Linked DNA regions of Homo sapiens: region 1 is linked to region 2. A link is a loop called in an ENCODE intact Hi-C map of the cell type or tissue named here. Cell type or tissue: PC-9. All regions are shown on one strand. Each heading gives the region's core, and the rest is flanking DNA. Links, peaks and the distances in the headings are about the cores only.

Evidence for each region. Hi-C counts contacts between places; a loop is a spot of excess contacts. Peaks named below come from ENCODE experiments on the same cell type or tissue, not always from the same donor. Only the 100,000 strongest peaks of a DNase experiment are listed, where the experiment ranks them.
Region 1: a loop joins it to region 2, with 5 times the contacts of the local background. A loop is called at or near these places in 4 of 110 quality-filtered maps.

Annotation. Positions count from the first base shown.
Region 1 is chr17:72,271,167-72,275,560 of GRCh38, forward strand. No RefSeq gene overlaps it. Among named protein-coding and RNA genes, the nearest start is that of LINC02003, 69 kb to the right of the region's middle. In PC-9, for the core only: no CTCF peak of the experiment used is centred there; a DNase peak (open chromatin) is centred at 2,325.
Region 2 is chr17:72,405,608-72,410,001 of GRCh38, forward strand. All of the region lies in intron 3 of LINC00673 (long intergenic non-protein coding RNA 673), which reads right to left. Among named protein-coding and RNA genes, the nearest start is that of LINC02003, 65 kb to the left of the region's middle. In PC-9, for the core only: no CTCF peak of the experiment used is centred there; DNase peaks (open chromatin) are centred at 1,064, 2,004 and 2,604; H3K4me3 peaks cover 766 bases; H3K27ac peaks cover 4,000 bases.

The DNA of each region.
Region 1 (4,394 bases), core at 83-4,082, 130 kb before region 2:
TATCCCCACAGTCTTCTTCTGGTTAGTTCCTGCTTCCTCTTCCTGTTGAGTTGCTCCCTGAATGTCAAAAACGGGGTTTATTATCAGAGCTGGCAAAGAAGTCGAGTGTCTCAAAAAATAGGGGTCAAAATGCTTTTTAAAGGTAATTATAGAAACTCTTTGTTTCTTAGCTGTCTCTGCGCCATAGATGCTTCCAAAATATGAAAAATAGGCCAGGCGTGGTGGCTCATGCCTATAATCCCAGCACTTTGGGAGGCCGAGGTGGGAAGATCACTTGAGCCCAGGAGTTCAAGAACAGCCTGGGCAAAATAGTGAGACTCCATCTCTATAAAAATAAATAAATAAATAGTCAGGCATAGTGGCGCACTCCTGTCGTCTCAGCTACTCAGGAGGCTGAGGTGGGAAGGATTGCTTGAGCCTGGGAGTTCAAGGCTGCAGTGAGCTCCGATGGTGGCACTGCCCTCAAGATGCTGTCTCCAAAAAAAAAAAAAAGAAAGAAAAATGAAGAATTCCTGACAAAAGCATTTTATTTCTAAAGAAAAAATATGACCTAAGCAATTTTAAAGACCAGGAGAAAGGGTATCCACATATCCCAAATATGCTAAGTAAATCTCAAAAGAAGAGATTGAGGCCAAAGATCTTTTTTGCTTACTCAGATTTTTCCCTAGGCCCAGTTCACTTTTTGTTTGTTCTAAGCTATGGGGACACTCAATTCCAAGCCAACCAAAGGCAGAAAAATCTCAGTAACAGAAACATTTGAAGAAATAGAGCACTTTACAGAGAAATCATCAAGAATTTCCTTTGACAATTTCACCAAATATAATTAAAATTCACCAACTTCAAACTTTTCCTATACACATGGATTTCTGGCACCTGTCTATTGTAAATGTAAGACACACATCTACAGAAGTTGTAACTTTTCTGGCGTTTTATCTTTGGAAAAGAATACCCTGTCTTGATTATACTCAATAAGAGAATTAAGTTTATATTTCAGGCCGGGCGTGGTGGCTCATGCCTCTAATCCTAGCACTTCAGGAGGCCAAGGCAGGCAGATCTCTTGAGCTCAGTTCTAGACCAACCTGGGCAACATGGCAAAACCCCATCTCTACCAAAAATACAAAAAATTAGCAGAGCATGGTGGTGCATGCCTGTGGTCCCAGGAACTCAAGAGGTTGAGGTAGGAGGATCCCTTGAGCCTGGGAAGTTGAAGTTGCAGTGAGCCAAGATCATGCCACTGCACTCCAGCCTAGGTGACAGAGCGAGACCCTGTCTGAAAAAAAAAAAAAAAAAAAAGTTTATATTTCACAAACGTATTACTAGTCCAGAGAGACTGTGAAGAAGTGCAGAGTGGAGAACTTGACTAGTGGAGAACTGACTCCATCAGATTCCACCAGCGTTACCTTCTGGATTCCCTTCCTAATTCCCATCTTGGTGTGGCTCACAGAACTCTGACAAGTGAGATTCTGATCCTGCTTAAAGGCTGCCTGTCCTTCTTTAGGAGAGCTCCAGAAATCCCTGTATGGGTATTCACTGGGCCAATCTTTCTGCATGTAGGTAAGTTTGATGCCTCAAGTGTGCAGCCTAGAAGTCCAAGTTAGAAAAGCAATACAATAAAATAGCCAGGAGAATCCAAGACCTCCATTGCTCTCTATATAGGCTTTTGAAGGTCTCCAGCATCAACCCCCAGAGGAGATAAGAGGCAAGGATGTCTTCTGCATCTGCTCTGGGTCTCCCTGGAGGAAGCTTATTTTAGTTTTTCAAGGCCCTACTTGGTGTGTGACTATCAGGCACTAGGTAGACAATGATTCAAATTCAGGCAAGCAAACAAAAGAAAACTTGGGTGTCACTGGATACGACAATTATCAAGAGAATCTGGGACGGGCAGATGAAATCTGAATGGAGAAGGTAGACATTCAAGTTAAAGTCACAACCAGCATCCCCCATCCAGTTTACACACACACACACACACACACACACACACACACACACACGTAGCTCCCTTCTCCCCTTAGCAACATAATCAGTCACATTCAACATGAATTATCAATGACATCATGTAGTTATCAATAAAACTCAAGGACCCCAGCATGCCTTCAGCTGACACCTCCCTGAGTTTTCACTGATGAATTCAGAGCCAAATATGTACAAAGGTAAGAAATCTCCAAAAAGGAATCACTTAACCCAGCTCAGCTGTTCTTTACCTTAGGCTAGTGTTGAGAGGAAAGAAAAAAAAAGAAGAAAGGAAGCGATCCCATAATATCCATCCTCAGGCCTCTGAGCCAGTTTACCTAAACGTTGCCATGGCAATGTGTATATAAGTCAGTCTTCACTCTGAACCACAATCTCTGACTTGACAGAGAACACCCATTTGGGTTCCAAAGTCAGGCAATAGCCAGGCAGTGCAACAGCACGTTTTTGTTCAGGTTGAAACCTGATATTCCTTGCTGGCTACAGGAAATCTTGAGGATTTTTTTTTGGTTTTTGGTTATTCTTCTCTCTGTATCCATATTCCTCTGTTCATCTCTCCCTTACTTTTGTGGGGAGCGAGGATAAAGAAGAGGGAAAACCTTGAGGAGAAGCCTGAGGGGAAAGTAAGAGCTAGCCACACCCAGCCTGGCCCTCTGAGTTAGCCAGGAGCAGAGGGAAGAGGGAGGCTTGTCCGGGCACATGCTTCTGGGTCCTCCCTGCTTTATGAAGCTGAAATGCAGAGCGTCAGAGCTGGAGGGAAGCTCAGGCGAGAACCTGAAATCCCGGGGATGGGAAGTGACTTGCGCAAGGTCACCCAACAAATGAGCAAAAGACTCAGGACAGATTCAGTCTCTTGATTCCCAGTCCAAGGCTTTTCTACAGAAATGACCGTGGACCCTCCCAGGGTTGCCTATGAAACTAACATACTTCTCACGGGAAGCACTGTGCCTGTCCCGACCAGGAGGGGCTCAATGGATGTGTGATGAATGAATGAATGCAATATCAGGGAATCAACAACTCTTTCCTTTCAGAGTTTCCGGATTCCAAAGTATATCCACATCAACAAAATAACCAATAGCAAAGGCTGCATCTCCAAGAGCCTAGCTTCTCCCAGGTCCCCAGATCTATCCACCTCTGCTGAGATTAAGAACTAGCAGGGCCCTCTCCAAGGAGTCACTCCGCTGCCCATTACTAGAATTTTTATCAAGTAGCTGACAAACCAAATTATAAGCCGAGTGTGTGTCCTTTGTGTGGGAGGATGGTGGGGGCAGGGTGAGGAGGGAAGCTGTTCACGTATTTTTTGAGTAAAGGTTGCAAATGCACCTCTTATACATCCTGCCTCCCCGTGGACCATGAAGATTTTGGACCATGAAGGTTCATTTGTAAGAGCGTCTTCTTGGATCAGCAGTGTCTTCTGTGGCTCCAGAATAGAGCCAGGTTAATTAGAACCTAACGGGGACTGAACCAATGGCATGCCCTTATCTTAAATGAAGTCAGTTAAATTACTATGCAATTGCATGCCCCATCACACACACACACACACACACACAGCCCGATGGCACCCCCAACAAGACTGCTCATCTTTAAACAGAAAAGCAATTGGAAGAAATGTGTAGGTTCTGCAGAGAGAGAAGCTGCATTTAGAAACAAAATCACCTTCTCTGGATAAGCTTGCTGCATCCTGAGCTTTTGTAGCCAAGCCCTGCTGGCTGGCAGCTTGGTTTGTCTCCTTAGTGAGAACCGTGATGCATTGGGCTGGCTCTTGGCTTCTAGTCCTACTTGTAATTTGAAGCAAGGGTAGATGGCTGGGGTCAGACAGCAAGGAGCCTGCAGGCTTAGAGGGGAGCCTCCTTGCTTGAACAGACAACACAGGGTGTCCAGGTAGGAGGCCTATAGCTCTGCAGTGCCCTGCCTCCTAAACTGATCCTTCTGAAAGTCTAGGAGAGGGGAGAATTCAAGATTGGCCTTAGGAACTCTCTAGGGCAGAGACACATAAATGCTCAATGGCTTGATCTTCCCAGGACAACGGGAGATGTCTTATTTAAGTACCAGGGATAAGACAGATGCTGCTGTCACTTCTTGAGAATCTTGAGGGAAAAACAAGTACAGCACTTGGCCCATGATAGGTACTCCATAAACATTTGTTGATTTAAACCAAATGTATTAGTCAGGGTTCTCCAGAGGGACAGAACTAATAGGATCTATGTCTATATAAAAGGGAGTTTATTAGGGAGAATTGGCCCACATGATCACAAGGTAAAGTCCCATGATAGGCCATATGAAAGCTGGGGAAGAGAAAAGCCAGTAGTGGCTCAGTCCAAGTTGGAAACCTTCAAAACCAGGGAAGCTGACAGTGCAGACTTCAGACTGTGATGGAAGGGCCAAGAGCCCCTGGCAAGCCACTGGTGCAAGTCCTAGAGTCCAAA
Region 2 (4,394 bases), core at 145-4,144:
CTGAGACTGGGTAATTTGCAAAGGAGAGAGGTTTAATTGACTCTCAGTTCCACATGGCTGGGGAGGCCTCAGGAAACTTACAATCGTGACGGAAGGCAAAGAGGAGGCAAGGACCTTTCTCACATGGCGGTAGGAGAGAGAAGAGCAAGCAGGGGAAATGCCAGACACTTGTAAAATCATCAGATCTTGTAAGAACTCACTCACTATCATGAGAACAGCATGGGGGAACCCGCCCCCATGATCCAATCACCTCCCACCAGATTCCTCCCTCCACGCCTGGGGATTATGGGGATTACAATTCAAGATGAGATTTGGGTGGGGATACAAAGCCAAACCATATCAGGCCTATTCACAGATACAGATAACATAGGCCTTATGAAAGAGGCTGCCCTCTGGGTCTCTGATTCTAGCAATCACTATCAATCCACAAGGAATACCTGGGCAACCACAAATCCATGCATTCACAAGTACCATATTGGATTAGATGCTGTGGATACAGGAATCAGCCAGACAGGCAAACCCCACCCTCACAGGCCATAATGGAGACATAACATGGATCAAAGGTTTCCTTAGGCAAGTATGGGGCCAGAGGACAGCAAGGCCTTGAGGGAAATGCACGATGGATTCTGGGGGCATTTGGAAACCAACAGGCCCCCTTCTGTCCCTCAAAAGACCTGGGGGCCCCACTCAACCTGGTGCAAAGGAATTCTCCTTCATGAGGGCTCTAGCTGAGGCCTTGGTGGGGATGTGTGCAGTGGCCAGGAAACCCAGAGAGAAGGGCACCAGTGGCCAGAGATGAGATAATGACACTGTGGTGTTATTTGATAAACACACACACACACACACACACACACACACACACACACACACACACAGGTTTTCGTCCTAAGTTCCTAGCTCATAACTCCCATAGCCCTTGTTACAGTCTTTTGCTATAATGTTGGGCCTCAGGAAACAGAATCCCTCTCCTGCCCTCCTTACACCTGCTCCAAGACAGGACTCTAATCTTCCCCACCTTTCTGACTCATGAGACCCTCCCCAGAGAGGAATCTGCCCTATACCTTGGGGAAGGAATGCTGACGTCATGAAGCTTCCATGAAACCCCAAGAAGTCAGGGTTCTTCAGGGAGCTTCCAGATAGCTGGGCACATGGAAGTTCCTGGAGGGTGGAGCATCCAGGGAGGACAGGGAAGCCCAGTGCCCCTTCCCCCACACCTCACCCTATGCATCTCTTCACCTGTATCCTTTGTAACAGCCTTTAGAATAAACCACTAAATGTGTTTCCCTGAGTTCTGTGAGCTGCTCCAGGAAATTAATTGAACCCAAAGAGGGGAGTCATGGGAACCCCAACTTAAAGCTGGTCGGTGAGAAGTTCCAGAGGCCTGGACTGGCCACTGGTGTCTGGGGAGGAGGGGGCAGTCTTGGGTACTGAGTCCTCAACCCATGGGATCTGATGCTATCTCCAGGTAGATGGTATCAGAGTTGAATTGGTGTCAGGGAGAAACCTGCACACATTCGGTCACCAATGTCTTCCGTGTTGACTGTTGTAGTGTGAGGGCAGAGGAAAAGCACGGTTGGAGAGAGTTTTCCCTACACAGTTACAATGAGAGCCCAGAGGGACTGACAAGAAGAAAAACGGTTCAAGACATTTCTCTGCAGATGAACTGGGACAGGAGAGTCTGCATTTTAGAGTCAACTAAAAAATAAAAGGATGAAAAATCAAAAAGGCAACCAATGTGCAGACACAGAAGTGCTTGTGTGCTCCAGGCAGCTCTCTGATTGGTGGCCAAGAAGGAAGCCAGGAGTCTTTGCCACAGGTGTTGCCAGGGCCCTCTGGACACACCCTTTCATTTGGACCTGAAAACACCCCACACAAACCCAAAGTTTTGCTGACCTTCCTCTGGTTTCGTTTCTCCACCTGGTTAGTGGCCCTCTGAGCTGTCTCGGAGAGAGCCCTTTTCCCCTGGGAGATGCATGCAGCTCGCAAATTAATTGGCAACAGCCGGGTGAATCACCCAGGGACTTCCTTCTTGTTGCCGGGCAACTGCATGCACTTGGCAGTGGGACATTAAACACAGAGGGGAATGCTGTGAGGCATTTGCAAAATAAAATAAAAAGCAAAACATACAACACCACAGACTCTCATCCCAGCAGGGCTGGCCCAGCCAAGGGATGTGTGGGGGGATGAGGGAATCCACACAAGGGAGGAAAATGAGGTTAGGCCATAAGCAGATCCTAACTCTCCCTCCTCCCCACAAATCAAACTCTTCTAGATATGGCATTTGTATTCCACTAAAGACACACCTCTATTAGCCTAGAGAAAGACCATAGGAGGAGCAGGAATTAGAAGGCATCTAGAGATCTGATCCCCTAGAATTACAGGGAAGCTTTGCAAAGCTCGCTACGGAACTACCATAGCTACTGATTATGCTTCTCCATCGTACATCACTCCACAGGTTAAGTCACCTGACTGAGGTGACACAGGCCCCTCTAGGGCAGGATCCTTCCATACCCTCCCCTCCACCCCCAGTCCCTTTCCACTTGAATATTTTCATGTCTGTTGCTATGGCCACTGGGAGTTGATTAGACAAACCCTCCCAACACATCGCCTTGCCCTGTAGACCATGTTTCTGGCCTTTTTAAAAAAACCCCAGACAGAAGTGAAATCTATGTACATTCTGTGTTTGGAAAAAAAAGATGGGGACAAGAAATGGAAGAACAGTAGCAAGAGGGCTCCTGTTGGGGGCTGAATAGTAGCCCCCAAAGATATCCACACCCTGATCCCTGCAAGCTGTGAATCCTACCTCATATGGCAAAAAGGCCTGTGCAGATGTGATTAAGGATCTTGAGAAGTTGGCCTGGACTATCCAGGTAGGCCCTAACTGTGATCACAAGTGTCTTTATAAGAGAGAGGCAGAGGGAGATCTGATCCCAGAGAGGTAGTAGGCAGTGTGATAATGGAAGCAAGAGGTTGGAAGGATTCAAGGAAGGGGTCAAAGAAAACAGATTCTCCCCCAGAACTTCCAGAAGGAAGCCACGCAGATGCCTGGACTTTTGCTCAGTGAAGCTGGTCTCCAGAACTGTGAAAGAATGAATTTGTGTTGTTTTAAGCCACTACCCTTCCCGAAGGCAGGACTAATCTTCCCCACCTTTCTGACTATAGGTCTTGAGACCCTCCCCAGAGCAGGACCCGCCCTATACCCTTGGGGAAGGAATGCTGATGTCATGAAGCTTCCATAAAACCCCAAGAGGACAGGGTTCTCTGGGGAGCTTCCAGATAGCTGAGCACATGGAGGTTCCTAGAGGGTGGAGCATCCAGGAAGGGCATAGAAGCTCCACAGCCCTTCCCCCACACCTCACCCTATGCATCTCTTCACCTGTAGCCTTCGTAACAGCCTTTAGAATAAACCACTAAACGTGTTTCTCTGAGTTCTTCAAGCTGGAGAACCATCTTCTTCCTTGTCAGTCCCTCTGAGCCCTCATCGTGACTGTGCAGGGAAAACTCTCTCCAACCATGCTCTTCCTCTGCTCTCACCCCACAACAATCAACACAGAAGATGTTGGTGACCAAATCTGTGGGGATTATCCCCCCGACACGGAGCTGCGGACACCTGCTGGGTGTTCTCCAATTCAATTCTGACCACTGAGTTTGTGGTCATTTATCACACCAGCAATAAGAAACTAATCTTGTCAATACAGTGTATTTTCCGAGAGCCTTTTGAAGAGAGTATCATAGGAGAGATATTGGTAACAGTGAAGGGGAGCTGGGCAAAAGGGGTGGGAGCTGGAATTTGGCTTGGAAAGCTCAAACCAACACCCTGCAGCCTCAGCAAGAAAAGAGCAGGTCTGTGAGAGCATCTAAGGCAAGAAGTGGCCCTGGCTTCGAAGTGGAATGTTAAATTAAACCATTTGCTGACTGATAACTTGGGCAGGTGGCTTCATCTCTGAAAGCCTCAGTTTCATCATTGCAAAATAGAGATATTATTATCCACCTTGCAAAGCTCTTAGGATTAAATGAGATAATACATGAAAAGCAGCTGGCACATGGTAGATGCCAAATACACCACAACCCTTAGGAAAGAGTAGGTGTGCACAGATGAGCATAATCTGTTAGTTGGCCACTCCCGTATCTATTCTACCTTTTCCTCTTAGTAACAGAACTCTAATTTGGAGTTCACACATTGCAGATCAGAGTAAAAAGACTACATTTCCCAGCCTTCCTGTAAGTGAGATATGACCATGTGACCAAGATCTGGCCAAGGAGATTAAAGCAGAAGTGTTGCAGGACTTCTGGGGAGGCTGCTTCAAAAGGTGCTGGAAGGAGCCCAGTTTTTACTTGCCTGCCTTTACTATCTTCTGCTTTCAATGAGGACATGATGGCTGGTGCTCCAGCAA